Linked DNA regions of Homo sapiens: region 2 is linked to region 1. Evidence: read pairs that join two places in POLR2A ChIA-PET (ENCODE). Cell type or tissue: GM12878. All regions are shown on one strand.

Region 1 (8,000 bases):
TATGGTGCCCATGGGAGATTTTCTGTGGAGATGTAGGCAAGGAAATACAAATCTGAAGCTTGGGTGATATAGCTTTGAGAGACATCAACTATTTATATATATATAAAAAATATATATAAATATATAAAAAATATATAAAATACATAATATATAATATATATAAATATATATAAATATGTAAATATATATTATATATTTTTAATATATATAATATATAATATATATAATATATAATATATAATATATAAATATATATTAACTATATATAAATATATATAAATATATATAAATATATATATATTTGAATGTCTACTGTGTGTCAAGCACTGTCCTAGTGCCAGAGGAGACAGAACAATGAGTGAATTTTTAGTGAGGGGAAACATAAGCAAAAAATAATTTCAGATGAGTACTGTGATGAAAATGAAACTAAAAGGATGGAGAGTGACAAGACTGTATGTAAGGGTGGTAGCGTAGTTTAGATTGAATGCTTGGGTTTACTTTCTGGGGAGGTAATAGTTACACTGTGACAAAATGAAGAGAATATTGGTATGTGTGTGGATCTCTGGGAAGAGCATTTCAAGGAGAGAGAACAGAAGATGGTAAAGATGGGAAATGAGAGATGGGAGATGAACTGGTCTAGTTTGAAAACAGAAAGGAGCCCAGTGTGACTGGAGACAAGCAGACAAAGGGAAAGAGTTGGAGAAGTTGAACGCAGAGAGGTACAGTGGGTGACAAATCATGAAGGCGCTAAGCGGCCATGGTCAAGAGTGTGGCTAGTTTTCTAAGTACAGTGGGAAGCCTTTGGGTAGTTTTAGCAGGAGAGTAACAAAATCTGTTTTGTGTTTTAAAATGATGGCTCTAGCCACTCTGGGGAGAATATTGTTGAGAACGAGAGTGAAGGTAAGGGAACTGGTCAAGTGACTACTGCAGCAGACAGGCAAGAATTGATGGTGGCTTAGCGTAGGGGGATAGCAGTGAATGGGCAAGGGAGTCAGATGGCTTTTCTTCAGTCACCTCCATTGTGACCGAATTGAAGAACCAGTTTATCATTGGATCTGTTATGAATTCTAGGTATTTTTGTAAGTATATATATAAAGTATTATTTTGAAAACAGACCCTATCAATGAAATTTATTCTAAAATTACATAGTTTTGGGATTCAAATTAGAACATTTGATAAAATATCTCAGTGATTCTATAATATTTCACATTTATGAATGTTTATTAGGTGTGTAAAACATTTTCAAACAATTTTGATTCATTATACTACATATTTTCTTGTAAAATAATGAAGTTTTGACTTGCTTTGTTAATTAGTGGTTGGGTGAATAAAAATTTACTCAAAGCAGGACTACTACATTGTGAGAGTAAATTGGCAACAGTGCTATTTATTTGAGCTCTGTTTAAAAAGGAAAAAAAGGACTCTCCGTATATCTAGCTTTCTCCTGTGTGAGCACTACACTTTAACAAGGATATTTCTGGACATAGTAGGAAGCATGGACTGTGGTGGGGAGAGATTGGGGATTAGTATACCAGTTAAGAGGCTTTTAAAGTAGTCTAGGCAAGAGAATATTAGAAACTCTAAACCAGACAGTGAAATTTTTAGAGTGGAATTGTGGTGAAGATTACTTTGAGACTTTTATGAAGTAGAATGAAAAGATTTGAAGAAGAATTAGATGTCTGGAGGTTAGGGAGAAGAAAAAAATTGGATGATTCTGAGATTATAAGCATCAGAGAATGGGTAGTTGGTGATGTCGTAATATAAATGAGAGGTAGAATCTGTAGTCGCAGTAGGCTTGGTTAGAGTCAGTGAGTAGTTTTCAAAATGGTAAATTAAAGGCACCATCTTTGGGACTCCCTGGGGAAAAACGTAAAGAAGGCAGTTGAAGAAAGGTGAGTGCTGTAACTAATACTTGGAAATTATCATCATATAGAAACTAGATGAAGCCTCAGAAATAAATGAGATCACTCAAGAAAAGAATGAAAACCTGAGAGATAGCATCAGCAGTGATAGTCTGTCCTTAAATAGAATGAAGACAGTATGTGACTGGTTTGTCAGTTGTCATTCCTGATCTTTTCCAAGAAGTTTGAGGAGAGCTGTGGCTGAGATGGCACGGGTGGAGAACTGGAAAGATAACGCATAATACAGACTACTCTTTGAAAAGTGTGGTGGGGAAAAGGAGAGAGATAAGGCTGTGACTTAAAAGAGAAATGAGGTTCCATATAGGGATTTTTAAAAGTTACTATTTAAGGATGGAGAAGATGTTAGCACATTTATAGATGCAGAAATAGCAAATGAAAAAATATTGAAGTTTTAGAGGAATAACCCATGGATCATGGTCCCACAGTGGGTGGGAAGTAGTTGATTCATTGACAGGTAGTAGCCTTGTAGAGGAGGAAGGGCATACTTTCTCCTGAGATACAAGGAATAAAGAATGATGGTAATGTATTTGATTCTGCAAGTGAAAGGGAATTTCAGTAAATCATAGGTGATAAGCTCTTTTTTTCCTTTTTCTTCTGACAAAGTAGTCTTTTGACAATTTAGTGTGGTAAATGTTTGAAATAGAGAATATGAGAGAACTTGAGAAGGGGCAAGTAATAGGATTGTGCAGCAGTATTTGGGAGCTTGTTTCTTTTTGTAGGACCAGGGCAATTTGAGAATATTGCAATACTTGGGGATAAGAATAGGAAGGAAGGCCCTGGAATGGAGAAAAGAGCTGTGGAAAATAAGAGGTGAGGGGAGATGATTACTTCATGATTTGCCTAGGGCTGCCTATATTGAAATGTGTGCAGGCAAGCTATTGCTAGGCCACTGGGGAGATCTTTTCACTGAGTCCAAATGTGAACTACATCATTAATGCTGTTTTATCAAACCAAAGTATATAAAGGAAGTTCTGTTAAAGCAGAAAATTATCATTATAGAAAAGGACTTGTGAAAAGTTCTACAACATTTGAAACAGGTATTTTCATGTAACTTAAATTTATGAAGGACAAGTTATTGTCTTTTTAGTTCATATTTTTAGTTCATTTTATTACCAGTATTTTCAAAACGTACCCAGCTCAGTCTTTAGTTGTTAGAAGTGAAGGGCTAACAAGGATATCCAGTTGTCTATAGTGTTGATGCTTGCTATAGGGAAATTTGCAGTGAGGAAAACATATTAAAATAGTACTGTTGTTCAGTTGTAATTTCATCTATTTAAAGTGTTCTTTCACTACATTGAACAAATTATCAGATTGCCTAAGTTTCTTATAACCAGAAGTCTTTCATATAAGAAATGTGAGGTTAAAACTTAAAATAACCTGTTCATTATAGATTGGATAATCTGCTGTTTCACTGAGTTAGGACCTCTTTGGAATTCGCAAATTTCTGAAACTGTGCTAAATAAATAAGGCTATTATGAGCAAGGTTTTATGTGTACACACACAATCAAAGTTTTCTAATATTTGGACTATGTTTTAATATTCCATGCAAGGATTCTGTGTATGGTGTGTCTGTGTTTCTCTGTCTTGTTAATGTGAGCATTCATGCCCAGAAGGGATGACTGGGAGACATTATGCCTTTGAAGAAGATAATTTGTTTCCAACTTATTTTTACTGTCAAAAATGTTTTTTGTGCTTATTTTTAATGCAGTGCTTTGTATATACTTTTGTGAAATATTTCGCCCAGTACTTTAAAGGATGATACATAATCAAAAGTAAAAAACACACCGAGTGTTGAATGAGGCAGGAATAAAATACAGTCGTGCATCACTTAACAAAGGGGATACATTCTGAGAAATGCATCATTGGGCGATTTCATGATCGTGCAAACATAGAGAGTACTAACACAAACATAGATTGTACTAACACACACATAGATGGTATAGTCTGTTATACATGTGGGCTATTTGGCCTATTGTTCCTAGGCTACAAACCTGTATAACATTTTACACTTGTGGCTTACCATGAATGGAGCTTGCAGAACTGGCAGTTGCTCTGGGTGAGTGAGTGGTGAGTGAATGTGAAGGCCTAGGACATTATTGTACACTACTGTAGACTATAAGAAATTTATTTTTTAAATTTTTTCTTCAGTATTAAATTAACCTTATCTTACTATAACTTTTTTACTTTCTAAACTCCAGCTCTTTTGTAATAACACTTAGCTTAAAATACAAATGCATTGTACAGCTGTACAAAAATATTTTCTTTTTTAATATCTTCTATAAGCTTTTTTTTTTTTTTTTTTTTATGGAGTCTTGCCCTGTCACCCAGGCTGGAGTGGAGTGGTGTGATCTGGGCTCACTACAACTTCTGCCTCCTGGGTTCCAGTGATTTTCCCGTCCCAGCCTCCCAAGTAGCTGGGATTACAGGTGTGCACCACCGCACCTGGCTGTTTTTTGTATTTTTAGTAGAGTCGAGGTTTCATCATGTTGGCCAGGCTGGTCTTGAACTCCTGACCTCAAGTGGTCCACCTGCCTCAGCCTCCCAAAGTGCCGGGATTACAGGTGTGAGCCACTGCACCCAGCCCTATAAGCTTTTTTCTATTAATTTTTTTTAACCTTTTAATCTTTTTTATTAAAAACTAAGATGCAAACACATTAGCCTTGGCCTACACAGGGTCAGGATCATCAATATCAGTGTCTTCTACCTTCACATCATGTCCCACTGGAAAGTCTTCAGGGGGCAGTAACACCCATGGAGCTATCATTTCCTATGATAACAGTGCCTTCTTCTGGAATCTCCTGAAGAACCTGCCTGAGGATCTTCTTGCGGGGGTGTCACTCTTTTCAGAAATCTGTTCATGGTGGTTTCCTTGGGTTTGTTTCTGTTTTTCATCATAGATTTGCTTGTAAGCAGATCTATGAACATTCCTCTCTAGTAATGAAAACCTTTCATTGTTGGGGTTCATGTTTTCAAACTTGTTAAGCAGCTTGTTGAAGTCTGCAAAAACTTCTGCTAAACCCTTCACTGTACATTTTCTTGAGAGAATTATTCAGCTGCATTATAATCTTTTGGAACCACTGTTGTATATGTAGTCTTTGGTCGACTGAAATAATGTTATGTGGTACATGACTGTATCCAAATTGATGAGGTAATTCTAGTAGCTTATAAAATATCTTACATAACAAGATCCATGTCATTTCCCCCTGAATCAAGGACAAAGAAGAAAAAAGGTTTGTTATTTTAAGTATAACATATAATATTCAAATGTGAATTATGTTTGATTGTAGGTCAATAATTTTTGAGCCCCAGTTTCTTATGAGAATGGAATTGGTAGTGTGCCAGTTAAGGAAAATTTATGGTGACACTAGATAAACATGGCAGTAAGTAGAAGCAGTTCATTTTGTATAAGTTAAATCGTTACATTTATAAATATAAAGAATAGCCATTTAACTATTTTTTATAGGTTTTTAAATTATAGTTTTTACATCTTACGTTTTAGTTGAATGTTTTACTGAAATATATTTCATGTCATAGTATAGATAAAAAAGAATTTAAGAAACCATGTCATCTAAGGATGACTTTGTCTTCTCCAGGTTTCTGTCCTCAAGCGAAAAAATCTTGCCTGTTTTTAACTCTAGAAAAGTGGTTATAATTATTTGATTTTTCAGCATGCAAACTAGTAACTATTTACACATGATAGATATACTTTTTTTTTAGGTTTTTATTTTTTATTAAAACTATTAATGCACATATGGATGAAAGACTAGAGGTGCTCCCCAACTCTATTTCTGTTTCTTCCTCCCAGGAGGCTACTACATCGAACATTTTTAGCTGACTGTTTTGGTATCATGTCAGTAAATGGTGTGCTTATGTTGCTAATTCTTATTTTTTTGGTTTTAACCATTATGGAGGATGAGGATTTAGCTCTTTACATTTTCCTTCACCACGTATGCATATCATATACTCTTCCAATCCCTCAGTTCTTTCACCCTAATTATATTAGTAATTTTGATTAGATTAGTATTTGTTAGCAGATCCACTAGTAAATTGTAGTTGCTATTCTCTATTCCTGTATTTTCATTTTCTCAGACTTCATTTATTTGCTTCATTTTTTTGTATATGCCACTTGGCTATAATTCAACCCCGAAATCTGTGCTTGTTTTCAAAATCAACTTTCAGTGCATTCATTCTGATTTGTCAACTTCATTTTCTTGAAGATGTCACTCCTGGAGCCTTCTAAGCTGAATACGGACTCATTTTCTGAAGCTGGTGTACACGTGTCACCGATCTTCTTAGAAATTATCTTTGCCTTTTTCCTGAGTTGGGCCTTCTAGATCCTGTATTCTCTGTCTCCCTCTTTATGTTTTGCTTGTTTCATGCTTTGAGAGCAGCATGTCTTTTTTTTTGTTTTTGTTTTTAATCTTTCTGAGGAAAAGTGTTTGTGGTAGGTTAATTTTGTGAAACCTTATGAGCAAGTCTGAAAATTATTTTTAACTATCCTCACACTTGATTGATGGTTTGGCAGGGTAAAGAATTCCTGGGGGAAATGTTTTTAAAGGCATCATTGCATCATCTTCTACCTTTAGATGTCATCATTGAGCCATTCAGAATCATTCCTGATTCTTGACACGTGATTTTTTTCTTTTTTCTCAGTATTCTGATATTTCACAACAAAATATCTTAATATGAGTCCATTTTCATCTGTTTTGCTGGGTGCTCAGTGTACTCCAGCAACTTACATCTTTCATTTCTGGAAAATGTTAAATATTTCATTATTGTTTTTCTCCCCTCCATTTTGTCTCTCCTTTCTTTCCAAAACCCATCTGGTTTAGATGCCCTCTAATCAGGTTCTCTAATTTTCTTCTGTTTTTCTACTCCTGTGCTTTTCTACTTTTTGTGGTATTTCCTCACATTTACCTTCCATGATTTCCATTGAATTTTTTCTTTCTGCTTTTGTATTTTTATTTTCTAAGAGCTCTTTTGTTTCCTCTGTAACTATCTTATTCTAGTTTCATGAGTATGATATTCTTCTTTTTCTTTGATAATTTTTATAACTGTTTCTTTTTTCAACCTGAGTAGTTTTTACCTATTTGTTTATTTTAATCTCTTTCATTTACTAGGCTTTTCTCAGCTATCCAGTATCCCAAGATTCTTAGCTCATTAAGAGTGGGGGACTAAAAACCTGATGCTCTGATTTCATGTTGAATGTCACTGTAGCTAGTTTGTAGCTGGGTTATTTGGGGGTAATACCTGATCTTCATGTCTGTGTCTTTCTTGTTGACTGGTCATATTCTGTAGACTATGAAGAAGACTTCACATCTGCCTGGAAAGTAAAGACCAAGCTGAAGGCTTCAGATAGTCAGGAGGGAGAATCAGGTGGAGGGGTTTGTATCAGCATTTAATAATCCTGTCTTCTATATTATTTCATTGTCTTTGGTCGAGAGGTACCTCTTATCTTACTCTCTCCAGAAAATAAGCCCCTAGTTTTCAGTTCTGTGTAGTGGAGGAAGGTGGGTGATATGGTTTGGCTTTCTGTCCCCACCCAAATCTCATCTTGAATTGTAATCCCATAATTCCCACATGTCATGGGAGGGACCTGGTGGGAGGTAATTGAATCATGAGGGTGGTTTCCTGTTCTCTTGATAGTAAATGAGTTCTCACAAGATCTGATGGTTATATAAGCATCTGGTATTTTCCCTGCTGCCACTCATTCTCTTTCCTGCTGCCCTGTGAAGAGGTGCCTTCCACCATGATTGTAAGTTTCCTGAGGCTGGGGAGCCATGTGGAACTGTGAGTCAATTAAACCTCTTTTCTTCATAAATTACCCAGTCTTGGGTCATACCAGCATGGGAACAGACTAATACAGTAAGAAGGCATCCCTCTGTAAACCAGGAAGTGAGCCAGCACCTTGATCTTGGACTTCCCAGCCTTCAGACCTGTGAGAAATAAATTTCTGTCATTTAAGCTACCCAGGCTATATTTTTGTCATAGCAGCCTGAATTAACTGAGACAGTGAGCTTAGGACTAGCTGAGAAAACCAGCAGCTTTGCTGCCCAAAAGTTGTGGAGTGACTTGATT
Region 2 (8,000 bases), 180 kb after region 1:
TCACCTGTGGGGTCTATGCTAACTCTGGGAGTTGATTTCAGAATGGGATTGAATTGTTGAACGCCCAGCTGGTGTCAGAGAATTGCAGAATCAGAGAACTGGTTGGTGCCAGAAATCACCCCAGAAAGAACCTAAGAGTAATATAAGCAGAGAGATGAGAATTCTATGAAAGAACCAAAAAATGCTAGAGATCAAAAATACTGTAACAGAAATAAAGAATGCCTTTGATGGGCTCATTCGTAGACTGGACACCACTGAGAAAAGAAGAAATCCTCTGAGCTTGAGTATACATCAATAGAAACTTCAAAACCAAAAAGCAAAAAGAAAAAAGGCTGAAAAAAAAAAAAGAACTGAATATTCCCAAACTGGGACAACTGCAAAAGGTGTAACATTAGCGTAATGGAAATATAAGAAGAGAGAGAGAGAGAACCAGAAGCAATATTTAGAGCAACAATGACAGAATTTCCCCAAATTAACATCAGACAGCAAACCACAGACCCAGGAATATCAGAGAACACCAAGCAGGATAAATGACAAAAAAACTAAAGCTAGGCGTATCGTATTGAAACTTCAGAAAGCCAAAGATAAAGAAAACATCTTGAAAAAAACAAATATAAGGCATGTCAGGTAACTGTAAATGCTAAAAGGAACAAAATAAAGGAAAGGCCAAAGAGTTACATGGGGCAACTTTTGGAATTTTTGATATAGTGGTCAAGGAAAGCCTCCCCGGAAAGGAGACCTTTCAGTCAGATTATTATGAGCTCTTCAATTTGTGGTGGACACATTAATGTTTTTGTTTATTTAGAGTCAGCAGAAACAGCATTTATATTACATTGTATTACATTGTTTTATTCTATCATATTGTGTTATGTTAGTTAAGTGAATGAGTGAAGATAAAGAGAGAAAATTCACTCAACACATTCATTGAGCCCCTAATATGTGCTTGGCACCGTCTGAAATAGGTCCTTTGGTGCAGTAGAAGGAATGTAACCAGGCTTGCATCCTGGTTCTGCCACTTACTGGCTGTGTGACCTTGAGCAAGTTGCCTGAGTTTTTGGGCCTCTATTCTACTTCTACAGATTGTACCGCTAGTTGGTATTTATAGGTTACAGAAGGGTACCCCAGAGAGCTTGGAAAAGAGTGTCAAGACTGTCCTGGGAGGGCTTACTTGGATGCTCCACACTCACTTGATGTGAAAAGGTCCCAGATGCCTGCAAAACTGCTCCCGTACCTGCCTGGCTGCAGGAACCTTTCTAAAGAAAGGAAAGGCCAAGAGGAAGGGAGGCAAGGGACACCTAAGAAGAATCTCTAAGTCTTGTCCTAGTCAATCCTGTTCCAGCTCCACTGGAGAGCCTGAGAGCATCCCTGACGTGAATGGAGGTCGTGGCCTGGCTATTATCATCCCATTTGAAAAACTTCACCTGATGCAGTCCCCTTGTCTTCAGTTCATGCGCAACAGCCCCTTGTTCATGAGGGCTGCCGGCAGAAATAGAATGAGCTGGTGACACGAGCTTTGGGTATCCCACGCCTGGGATGGGAATTCTCCCATTGCTCCTAAATACAGAATCCCAAGTCCTTGCATCCTCTGGCCCCTGCCCACCTCTCCCTTCACTCTGTGAGGAAGGTGCCTTGCTGGCCCATCCTCAGTTCCTCAGAAGTGCTGAGTGCCTTCCATAGGGGCTGAATCCACAGGGGCCATTTCTGTTCCCAACTCTTCATGTGGCTGCATCTTGCTTAGCTTCACATCTCAGCTTAATCTTCTCTTTCTCTACCCAGCATTCTTTGACCCACAGGTTTAAGGTCTCATTTATTTATTCTCATAGCTTTCCTCATAGTAATTTTCTTAATTGTAATTAATGAACTGATTGTGTGTTTGTTTACTGTCTGTTTTATGTAGGTTCCATAAAGGGTAGAGTCATGCCTGTCTTTGCTCACTGCTGTGTCCTCAGTGTCTCACACAATGTCTAGCACAGAGTCGGCACTCCACAGATATCTGTTGAATGCATAAATAAAGAATGAACAGTCAACTGTGGCTGTGGGTTAGAGTTAACTTTCGGTTCAGTCATTGGCATAGTACCTGGCATGCATTTGGTGCCTAATAAATGATAGCTGTTGATTTCATGGGCATATTTCTTGTCAGATTCTAGTAGTTTCCATGACTAACTTGGTTTTATATCTTTGCAAAGACAGCTGGGATTATAGGGATGGATTTCCATGTAGTTCAGTAATATTTCAGAAATCTAGTTGTAGAACTTAGAAAGGTATTTCTTTCTGACTGGTTGCCCGGTTGCCTCTTCCTCTGTGCGCTAATATATCTTTTATTTATAAAAGAGGCTGTTCAATGAGACTTGATCTTAATAGATAAAGAATCTAATTGCTATGGACTTGGCAATTACAGCCAATGAGACACCCAATAGCATTCAAGGACCTATGGGGTTGGGGTGAGGTAGATGTAGTAGTTGCTGATTATAGACAATGGGAATTGCATTGTTACAGAATACCATGCTCTTAACCCAAGGTGGGCTATGCAAGCCAAAACTCAAAAACAGGTAAACTTGTTCTTCTCACCTCCATCCCTGAAAAGTCTGTCTTGTTCTCCTGGAAACTCGTCAGTGACAATAAAAAAAATGTTTTTCCATCTTCTTTTCTTTATAAACTCAATTCCATTAGGCACTTTAAGCCCTTGTATGTAATCCAATTCAGTGTTTGCTCTTACATGGCTGTTTAAATCATTTGGGCCTTAATTCTGTTCTATGATTTAGACATCTCAAGTTATATATATCATCATTTGAAACACATTGAGAAACATTACTTCATAGCTTAGGATAAAGCACTATTATTATTTTTACATTTTAGTGCAAATCATAAATCCAAATATTTGTAGCCTTCCTTTTAGTATGGTTTATGACTAATTCATTTTAATTATATTCCTATTTGATGGCAATTCATATTCTTCCATCTACCAATTTGATATCAGTTCTTATTTTTGTATGTTTTATGGAGACTCTCAGCTTCAGATATATTATGCAGATCTAACGAATTTTTAAGGCTAATTAAGAGTCACAGTCATGTTGTAACTTGTCAGTATAGCTCCCTCTCTCCCCCACCTTTCTAAGAGCCTGTGTCTTCTAAAATAGTGATGGCATGGCCTCTTAGGTTTTGTCAAGTAAGGGAGCTTAAATATATCTATGAACACATCCCCTGAAAGAATTCTCTCTAGAATCTGGTGCTTTCCTTCTGCCTTAGTGTTAACTCCATTTGTCTGCTATGGAAAGTTCTTGACCCCTCCTTCCTGAGGTTACCAGAAAGCTCAAATGCTGCAACCACATCTTTCCTAGTTCCCAGCATAACCACATCCTTGCTTTTTCACAATTTCCAATTTCTTTTAAATTTTCCTGTGTTTACATAGAGGTGTGTCTCTTAGATGCACAAATGTCTTTTGAAGGTATGTGAAATCTAGAATATAAAAACATTTACCCTGCTTCCTTTAGGAGGAGAAAATGTTGTCTTTCTGAGAGACTCCTGTATCAGTACAGTCTGAGCGATGAGGGACTCCCAGGCCCTGCTCATCCTCCAACTCCTTTCTAACTCCATCATGGCTGCTCCAAAGAAGTCATCTCTTTCCACGTCATTTCCTGTTGGCATCACTCATTTGCTCCTTAACATGAACAGTATCATATTCACTTTATTGGTCTGTCTTCCCTCTCCCTCCCTCCCTCCCTTCTTCCCTCCCTCCCTCCCTTCCTCCCTCCCTCCCTCCCTTCCTCCCTCCCTTCCTTCTTCCCTCCCTCCCTCCCTTCCTCCCTCCCTTCCTTCCTTCCTGTCCATCTTTCACCTTAAGCCCTCGAAGAAGGCCCAGGACCTCCCAAAATACTTCATGCTTTTCCCACAACTTCAATTTTGTGCCACGTCTGGCTTTAAGATCCTGGGTCTGCAAACTTACTCATGCTTACCAACTCCTTCCTTTTTTAAAAAAAATTTTTTTAAATTAATTATATATTTATTTATTTAAGATGGAGTCTCGCTCTGTCACCCAGGCTTGAGTGTGGTGGTACGATCTCTGCTCACTGCAACCTCTGCCTCCCAGGTTCAAGCAATTCTCCTGCCTCAGCTTCCTGAGTAGCTGGGATTACAGGCGCATGCCACCACACCTGGCTAATTTTTGTATTTTTAGTAGAGACGGGGTTTCACCATGTTGGTCAGGCTGGTCTTGAACTCCTGACCTCATGATTCGCCCAACTCGGCCTCCCAAAGGGCTGGGATTACAGGTGTGAGCCACTGCACCCGGCCATAACACTTTCCTTTCTTTAGAGCTGATGCAGATGTGAAACCCAGCCCCTGTCTTTCATTTACACAAATACTACCCACACAAGGCATGTGTGTATGGGGGATGTTTCTGAATGCTGGGGGAAATGGAGTTTGCAAGGAAGCAAAACAAGCAACTAAATAATGCATAATAGGTGGCCCTGGGATTTTGCCATCTCTGTGGTTTCTTTGTCTTCTGGTGATCCATACCTTTGGGGTGTCATATTTCACCCGCAGTGTTTCATCAAATTAAATTTCCCAACAAAAACAGTTCCTTTCCCAAGAGGAATTCCAATACCAAGTCTGTTGGTACATTTTTCTCATGCTGTTACAAAATATTATATGGACACATTAACTTCTGAACTCTATCGTAAGTCTAGGAAAGCAAAGACCTTCTTTCAGATTTCTTAGTAACTCAGGAAACAGGAAGGTGATGGATGTTGATCATTTGCTATGTCCAGTACACTGCTAGTTAATTTTTTGATATATGTTATTTTACTAATTTCTGTACTATAAAATCAGTGTGATGATATCCGTTTAATTAGGAAGCTAAAGCTCAGATATGTTAACTAATTTGCCTAAAAATCATATCGCTTGGAATGCAAAATCAACACAAACGTGTGAAGTGACAGGATTTGATGATCCTTCAAGCTTGCAAGGAGCTGCTGGGGACGCCTTGAGGTTGCTGTCCTCCTTCCCTACCTGCCTGCCCCAAGCAGCCTCTCAGAATCTCTGCTAAGGGCCAGCGCGGTGGCTCACGCCTGTAATCCCAGCACTATAGGAGGTGGGAGGCTGAAGCTGGGCGGATTGCTCGAGGTCAGGAGTTTGAGACCAGCCTGGCCAACATGGTGAAACCCCGTCTATACTCAAAATACAAAAATTAGCTGGGCGTGGTGGCGGGCACTTGTAATCCCAGCTAGTTGGGAGGCTGAGGTGGGAGAATCACTTGAACCCAGGAGGTGGAAGTTGCAGTGAGCCAAGATCATGCCACTGCACTCCAGCCTGGGTGACAGAGTGAGATTCCATCTCAAAAAAAAAAAAAAAAAAAAAAAGGCCAGGCACAGTGGCTCACGCCTGTAATCCCAACACTTTCGGAGGCTGAGGTGGGCTGATTGCCTGAGGTCAGGAGTTTGAGACTAGCCTGACCAACATGGTGAAACCTCGTCTCCACTAAAAATACAAAAATTAGCCGGGCGTGGTAGCGGGAGCCTGTAATCCCAGCTACTCGGAAGGCTGAGGCAGGAGAATGGCTTGAACCTGAGAGGCAGAGGTTGCAGTGACCTGAGACCGGGCCATTGCACTCTAGCCTAGGCAACAAGAGTGAAACTCCATCTCAAAAAAAAAAAAAAAAAAAAAGAATCACTGCTAAGAAGGAGTTGTGATATGGAAGAGCTCCTGGGGTCCAGGCCACAGTGGACGTGGTGGCGGTACTTCTAAGAAAAGAGAAGTCTTCAAAATGAGAAGATGCAGGGACCTGAGTCAGATTGTGTCTGTCACCAGGAGCCAGTTCTGGGTTTAATTGTCACTTGTTTTAACTTTTTATTTTGGAAAAACATCAAACCTATACCAAAAAGATAGATCAGTGTAATAAACTCCCGTGTCCACCATCCTCCTCGATAATTATCAACATATAAGCAATCTTGTTTCATCTGTACCCAGCTCCCCACTCCCAACTATTTTATTTTGAAGCAAATCCTAGGTTTCATCTTATAACCAGGTTTTTGATATGTGATCAAGAGTTTGTTTTTATGTCATTTAAAAATTCGATTAAAATTAAATCCTTAATGGATCGCCTTAATTAAAACTTCCTGCAGCAGGTATAAGTTCTATTAAGCAAATGAGCCTGGTAATATGAAAATCAAAAGGGCACTCTGTCAGCCTCATTCTCTTTTTCTTAGGTCACTATTCCCACTTCCTGCTCTAAAGGTGATTTACTTTCTGAAGAAATTGGATGCAAATTATGTTCTTTCATTTCTTAAAAGACTGGAAATTCATTTATATGTGTGTATACCTATAGTCATAGAGATGGTGCCAAAAAGTAAAAAATCGTGCACCAAACTATTAACAGTGTTTTCTTGGGGTGGTGTGAACTCAGGAAATTTTCAGTTTATTCTTCCTTTTAGCTTATAATTATTAAAAATGTTTCTAGTTCTATAAATAATATAATTGTTATATTCACTGTATTATATTTTAATAATTGTTTATATTTTCTCTATTTCTAAAAGTAACGAATTACTTTTATGATTAAGAAAATGAACAAAAATGCCATTAAAAATATATGAATTCGAAAGAAGCTTGTATAGAAAATAACACCTTGGCTTCCTTACACGGGTTGAACTCTTCAGTAAAAATCTAAAATGGGAGAAGTATTTTAATCAAGCAACATAATTTGGACACCCTGAAATTGTCCACATAGGCGATCCTCTAGTTTGCCTATGGATCAATCATAATCTGGCCCCGTATATTATCCGAACCAGAGACCACACCCATGGGCTGACCAAGGCTTTTAGGGATGCTTTGGAATGCAAGAAGAGGTGTAGGAAATGAAGTTTTGGAATCGAACCACTGGAAGTTTGCGGTTTTATAGATGGCTCTTAGGGGAAGAAAGGATATTTGAAAGTAGAGCTCCTCTAGAAAAATGCAGACATACAGAAAGTCACTGGCACATTTTGGAGCCAACCTTGCAGGTGATGTCACTGAACAGGAAGCCCACACCTAAGACTGAGCCTGAATTCCTCTGCCTCCAAGAAGCACCCCTCACCTAACCCCAGATCATTAGCTTAGCTCAAGTGTTCTTCCAGGCTCTGATGTGAGTGGTGTCTCATGGTGTGACAAAAGGAGATTAAATCCTAATGTCCTGTAGTTGCAATTTATTTTGCTTTTTGAAAAAGTTTATGAAAGCCAGGCACAGTGGCACGCACCTGTAGTCCTAGTCCCAGCTACTCAGGAGTTAGAGGCAGGAGGATCGCTTGAGCCCAGGAGTTTGAGGCCAGCCTGGGCAACATAGAGAGATCCCATCTCCAAAACAAAAGCAAAAACAAAGTTTATGAAACCATAATTCTTTTTCCAATTTTTCTGCTAAGAACATGTATTATGTGATTTAAAAAAGAAAAACAAATATATTGTGCCCTTGAATCCACTCCAGCTTCCCATCTGTTTCCCATAAAGGCTCCCTCTAAAAGGCCGGGAATGAAAAAAAAAAGATGGAGGGACAAAGAAAGAGAGAAAATGGTGGGGGAGGGAGAGAGAGAGAGAGAAAGACTGTGTATGTGCATGTGTGTCTGTAGTGGCGTTAGAATGGATTATCAATAGGTTTCAAAATGTCCCTTCTTACTCAGAAAGGGAAGGAGAGATCCAAGCAGAAGGACCAGGTTAGAGCTAGCAATCAGGTCTCAGCCTTCCCAGGGGCCTTTGTAACAAAAGGCTGGAACCCAGACATGGATAGACCAGACACTGGGGCCTAGAAGCCTGGCCAGGGAGCTTCAGACCTCAGCATCAGACCTGAGGCTGAGCAACAACAAAAAAGTAGTCATCAAAGATCTTTAGACCAAATGTATTTGTATTAAGAGACAGGCTAGTGTGAAGTAAACAAAGAAATCACAAATGGAAGACTTTTTATTTTGTTTTGTTGCACCCTTGTCCCAGTTTGTCCAAGGCTGAGGAGGTCCCTGGTTCACAGGACTTCCCAATACTAG

What was found. ChIA-PET counts read pairs that join two places held together with the same protein. Peaks named below come from ENCODE experiments on the same cell type or tissue, not always from the same donor. Only the 100,000 strongest peaks of a DNase experiment are listed, where the experiment ranks them.
Region 2: POLR2A ChIA-PET joins it to region 1 with 6 read pairs; 1 of 35 experiments calls an interaction of 5 or more read pairs at or near these places.

Annotation. Positions count from the first base shown.
Region 1 is chr7:24,595,300-24,603,299 of GRCh38, forward strand. The region is part of intron 1 of PALS2 (protein associated with LIN7 2, MAGUK p55 family member); the gene reads left to right. Among named protein-coding and RNA genes, the nearest start is that of PALS2, 26 kb to the left of the region's middle. RefSeq lists enhancers at 359-668, 729-788. In GM12878, no CTCF peak of the experiment used is centred here; a DNase peak (open chromatin) is centred at 728; H3K4me3 peaks cover 1,499 bases; H3K27ac peaks cover 1,427 bases.
Region 2 is chr7:24,770,541-24,778,540 of GRCh38, forward strand. It overlaps LOC124901820 (translation initiation factor IF-2-like), which reads right to left and starts at 3,645. Exons shown (of 3, transcript XM_047421177.1): 1 at 3,478-3,645. The coding sequence starts at 3,645. It also overlaps a transcript of GSDME not described here. In GM12878, no CTCF peak of the experiment used is centred here; no DNase peak of the experiment used is centred here; H3K27ac peaks cover 905 bases.